Linked DNA regions of Homo sapiens: region 2 is linked to region 1. Evidence: read pairs that join two places in POLR2A ChIA-PET (ENCODE). Cell type or tissue: OCI-LY7. All regions are shown on one strand.

The links. ChIA-PET counts read pairs that join two places held together with the same protein. Peaks named below come from ENCODE experiments on the same cell type or tissue, not always from the same donor. Only the 100,000 strongest peaks of a DNase experiment are listed, where the experiment ranks them.
Region 2: POLR2A ChIA-PET joins it to region 1 with 5 read pairs; 3 of 35 experiments call an interaction of 5 or more read pairs at or near these places.

What each region holds. Positions count from the first base shown.
Region 1 is chr11:68,280,894-68,283,393 of GRCh38, reverse strand. It overlaps LOC105369363 (a long non-coding RNA gene), which reads right to left. Exons shown (of 3, transcript XR_950248.3): 2 at 399-580. Among named protein-coding and RNA genes, the nearest start is that of C11orf24, 10 kb to the right of the region's middle. RefSeq lists enhancers at 754-853, 1,064-1,223. In OCI-LY7, no CTCF peak of the experiment used is centred here; a DNase peak (open chromatin) is centred at 1,152; H3K27ac peaks cover 605 bases.
Region 2 is chr11:68,098,650-68,101,149 of GRCh38, reverse strand. All of the region lies in intron 1 of CHKA (choline kinase alpha), which reads left to right. Among named protein-coding and RNA genes, the nearest start is that of CHKA, 21 kb to the left of the region's middle. In OCI-LY7, no CTCF peak of the experiment used is centred here; DNase peaks (open chromatin) are centred at 1,509 and 1,869; H3K4me3 peaks cover 1,420 bases; H3K27ac peaks cover 1,790 bases.

The DNA of each region.
Region 1 (2,500 bases):
AGAACACCTCTTCCAATGCTACTGGAAGGGAGGAGAAAAGGATGGACGTGTGTTTCTTCAGGCCTCGTGCAGGCAGGGAGGAAGGGAGTTAAGGGAGTTCCCATGACAGGGCTGCTATTTTCTCGTTGAAGAAAGAGGCAAGACCTGCTGAAAGAGAATGAGGTGGGTTCGAAAATGGTGGAGGGGGCTGGGTGCGAGCGCCATGCCAGGTGAGCATGGGGTTTCTGGCAGCGCAGAAGGCCTGGTTGCGGGAAAAAGCCACGGGTCTCCCTCAGCACCCACCCAGGGGCAGGCATGAAGGTGGGCATCTGGATTCATCCGGCGGGGTGGGGTTGCCAAGGGGAGTGTGGGAAGGACAAGGACGTGGAAGACACTCTATTGGCAAGAGAATGACTTACTTGTTGGGTGCAGCTGCAGCCCAGGAGCAGGTGCGGTGGGAGTCTCGAGGCGGGATAGCTGGAAGATGGCTCAGGAGCGGGGAGCTGGGTGGATCCTCTCTAAGATGGGGCCTGTCCCCGGGGATGATGACAGGGTCCCGAGCTTGGCCTTGGAGCAGGAGAAGCCACGAGGGTCAGAAGGACTAGGATGAAAGAAGTCACAGGGTGCACATGGAGGCTGGAGCACCCCGTTGACAACCTCAGGGCTGGAGGCATGGAGGGAAGACAGTGGTCCGATGCAATCAGAGCTGGATGGGGAAGTTGGTAGAAGGCAGTGCCCGGGAGTGGTCTTTTGAATGCAGAGTCTCCTTGAAGCTCAGGAAGAGAAATACTTGTGTGTATTTTTCAAGGCATGAAAAGGCTTTCCCTAGCACTTCACACAGGCTGCCGTCCTGGAAACACTGGGTGGAAATTCAACACCAGCTCTTGGGAAAGTCAGACATCTCCAAAACATACGTGACCCACGGAAGACAAAATTGTGAAAGAGATGGGGGGTGGGGAGGGGTGATCAATGACACCATAAGTGCTACCGGGAAACTGAAGTGAAATCAGAAATCTAAAGGGGAGGCACATTTCCCACTGGGGTCCTGGTTAGGATTCATTGTGACTCACCTCGTGACGGGTTACACTTGGGTGCTGGAGTAACGTTTAGCGTTTAGAATTGGTCAAATGTGCCTGGGCATGCCGGAACACAGATGACAAGATAGGGTTTGTGGTTGCTGTGAAGATCTCAAAGGACAGGAAGCAGCCCTTTCTCTATTTCCCAAATACACTATTGTTCAAATCGGTGACACTTGTTATTTGCTACTCTACACAGAAAGTTGATCAACATAATTCTTGAAAAACCATTCAGGTTCTGCAACACTCTAATGGGTTTGTTTCTTTTTCTTCTCTAGGCAAAACAATATCAAATCATATACCTTCTTCTCAAAGAACGATTTTCCCACTTATGTGAAGTCCTTTTGAGTGGAGTGACTTGAACTTCCGGCAATAATTTAATAAGGAATGGATAGGAAGGTTTATACCTCAGCTATTGCATGCTATATACTACTTTAAAATGTGTATTGGGATTAAGTTGGGTTTTTTTTTTGTTGTTGTTGTTGCTAAAGAGCATTTCTCCTAAAAAACAGTTTTCTATTTTAAAACACTCTTTTTCAGCAGGGCGCGGGGGCTCACGCCTGTAATCCTAGCACTTTGGGAGGCCAAGGCGGGCAGATCATGAGGTCAGGAGTTCGAGACCAGCCTGGCTAACATGATGAAACCCTGTCTCTACTAAAATTGCAAAAAATTAGCCAGGCATGGTGGCACACGCCTGTAGTCCCAGCTACTCGGGAGGCTGAGGCAGGAGAATTGCTTCAATCAGGGAGGTGGAGGTTGTGGTGAGCCGAGATTGTGCCACTGGACTCCAGCCTGGGCAACAGAGCAAGACTCTGTCTTAAAAAACAAAAAACAAAACAAAAACACTCTTTTTCTATTATAAAAGTAATAAATATTTTGTAGCCATTTTGAGAAATAAAGGCATGCTAACTTCTTTGCTATTTTTGACCATTTAGTGTTACAGATGAATGCTAGAATTATTTTCTCAAGTTCCAAAAGAATACAAAACGAGTTTTGAGGTCTTGTTATCGGTACATTCTGATTTAGAATATTTAGAATTGTTACGTCTTCCTGGTGAGTTGAATTTTTTATCATTTATCATAAAGTGACCCTCTTTATTTCTTTTCTTTTCTTTCTTTTTTGAGACAGAGTCTCGCTCTGTCACCAGGATGGAATGCAGTGGCGCGATCTTGGCTCACTGCAACCTCTGCCTCCTGGGTTCAAGCGATTCTCCCACCTCAGCCTCTGAAGTAGCAGGGACTACAGGTGCATGCCACCAGGCCCAGCTAATTTTTGTATTTTTAGTAGAGATGGGGTCTCACCATGTTGGCCAGGATGGTCTCGATCGCCTGACCTCGTGATGCCCCCACCTTGACCTCCCAAAGTGCTGGGATTACAGGTGTGAGCCACCGCGCCTGGCCAACCTTCTTTATTTTTAATATTGCTTTCTAAAGAATGAACTTTGG
Region 2 (2,500 bases), 180 kb after region 1:
GGTGAAACCCCGTCTCTACTAAAAATACAAAAAAATTAGCCCGGTGTGGTGGTGGGCGCCTGTAGTCCCAGCTACTTGGGAGGCTGAGGCAGGAGAATGGTGTGAACCTGGGAGGTGGAGCTTGCAGTGAGCCGAGATCGCGCTGTTGCACTCCAGCCTGGGTGACAGAGTGAGACTCCGTCTCAAAAAAAAAAAAAAAAAAAAAAAAAAAAGAACCTCTTTATACTGCTTGTTATTCCCTTAGTATTCTGTTTTAAGGAATCATGGGTTGACAGTTAGTGATGCGTGCACCACTGGGTCTGGAGGGCAGGGGTGAGAATTCCTGCCAGCAGGTACTTCCTGCTTTTTTCTGTTTCCTTCCTGTCATTGTGTTGAGTGTGGAATAAGTGTGTTATTGTCACTGTATTTGAGATTTTGCTTGAGTATCTTGTGCCTCTCATATATATGTGTGTGTGTGTGCATATATATATTTAAATTTATTTATTTATTTATTGGAGATGATGTTTCGCTCTTGTATTTATTTATTTATTTATTTATTTATTTATGTATTTATTTATTGGAGATGATGTTTCGTTCTTGTCCCCCAGGCTGGAGTGCAATGGCACAATCTCGGCTCACTGCAATCTCTGCCTCTCGGGTTCAAGTAGTTCTCCTGCCTCAGCCTCCTGAGTAGCTGGGATTACAGGCACGTGCCACCATGCCCGGCTAATTTTTGTATTTTTAGTAGAGACAGGGTTTCACCATGTTGGCCAGGCTGGTCTTGAACTCCTGACCTCAAGTGATCTGCCCGCCTCAGCCTCCCAAAGTGCTAGGATTACAGGCGTGAGCCGCCACATCCAGCCCATGCCTCTCATATCTAATTATGACTTATAAAGCTATTATGCCAGGTGATAAAGTTTGTGGTTTCAAAACTTCTTGCAAATCCTTGAGAGCTCCTGGGGTTTTACTTGGGAGGATATTTTTGACAAATTATATGATAAATTGAACTGTTACATTTTTGCTACCATTTCTGGCATTTCTTCCTACCACATTTTATTGTTCCTGGTCATATTATTATTTGACTCATTGGTAGTTGGCTTTTTTTCTAGGTAAATTTCTCACAGTTTGGGTTATTGGTGCCAGTCACCTTGCTTCATTTATTTTGACTGTCACTAAAAAATAATTGACAATTTATTCACTAAAACCTATTGAACAATAGAGGCTACAGGTAATAAAAAGCAGTTGAAGGGTTTCCAGGTTGTGAGCTTGTTTCTGGCCAAGCTAGTCTGCCTTCCTTCTTTAGCAGTACGGGGGTAAACTTTGAATCAGGTTACACAATTTAGAACAGTACTTCATCTGTTTGCCTTTGCATTTGACTGAGATTTCCAGAGTATGTGACCGGAAGAAAAACTAGGGCTTTTAACTCTGTTTTAATGCCCGTTCTGTTGCTTGGTAGCCAGAAACCCATGTTGGCTGTGACCAGACGCGGCAGGGGGATTCTGATAAGCCACACAGTTGAGGCGCCACGCCAAGTTTAACAGAAAGGTTAAGGCTGCTTTTGGTTCCTTTGATCTACACGCTGTCGGCCTGCTTCACAGCTTGCTTTGGGAAAACAAGAACTTTGGGTTCCCTTTTATTTTTGTTCTTTTTAACTAAGGTAGACAACCTTCTGGGAAAATAGATCCTGACTCTTGCTGTCTTGTTCCTAGAGACTCATGATGGTTTTTCATTTTAAGTAACCTTTGAAAAAACCTCTTAAATATGTCTTACTTAAATCTGGGAAAAAATTGTTTGTGCTAGAAGCACATTCAAATTTTTTATTTGGTAAGAAAATGAGATATAGTTCACAAACCATACAATTCACCCATTTAAATTGTACAGTCCAGTGGCTTTTAGTGTAATCACAGATACTTGCAGCTGTTACCACAGTCAGTTTTAGAACATTTTCATCTTTCAAAAAGAAACTTTTAGCTATCATCCCCTACCCCTAAGTACCCCTTCCCACCCCAGCTCCTGGCAACCACTAATGGACTTTATAGATTTCCTTGTTCTGGACAGTTCATATGAATGGAATCATATAACATGTGGTCTTTTGTGACTGTCTTCTTTCACTTAGCATAATGTTTTTAAGTTTCATGTTGTAGTATATATCAGTACTTCATACTTTTTTATTAAAACTGTGGTAAAATAAGGTCAGGCATGGTGTGCCTGTAATTCTAGCACTTTGGGAGGCCGAGATGGGTGGATCACCTGAGGTCAGGAGTTCCAGAGCAGCCTGGCAAAACTCCGTTTCTACCAAAAATACAAAAATTAGCTAAGCATGCTGGCATACACCTGTAATCCCAGCTACTTGGGGGGCTGAGGCAGGAGAATCGCTTGAACCTGGGTGGTGGAGGTTGCAGTGAGCCGAGATTGTGCCACTGTACTCTAGCCTGGATGACAGAGCAAAACCCTCTCTGAAAAAAATAAATAAATAAATAAAATCAAGTAAAATTGTGGTAAAATAAGCAGCATTAAAAAT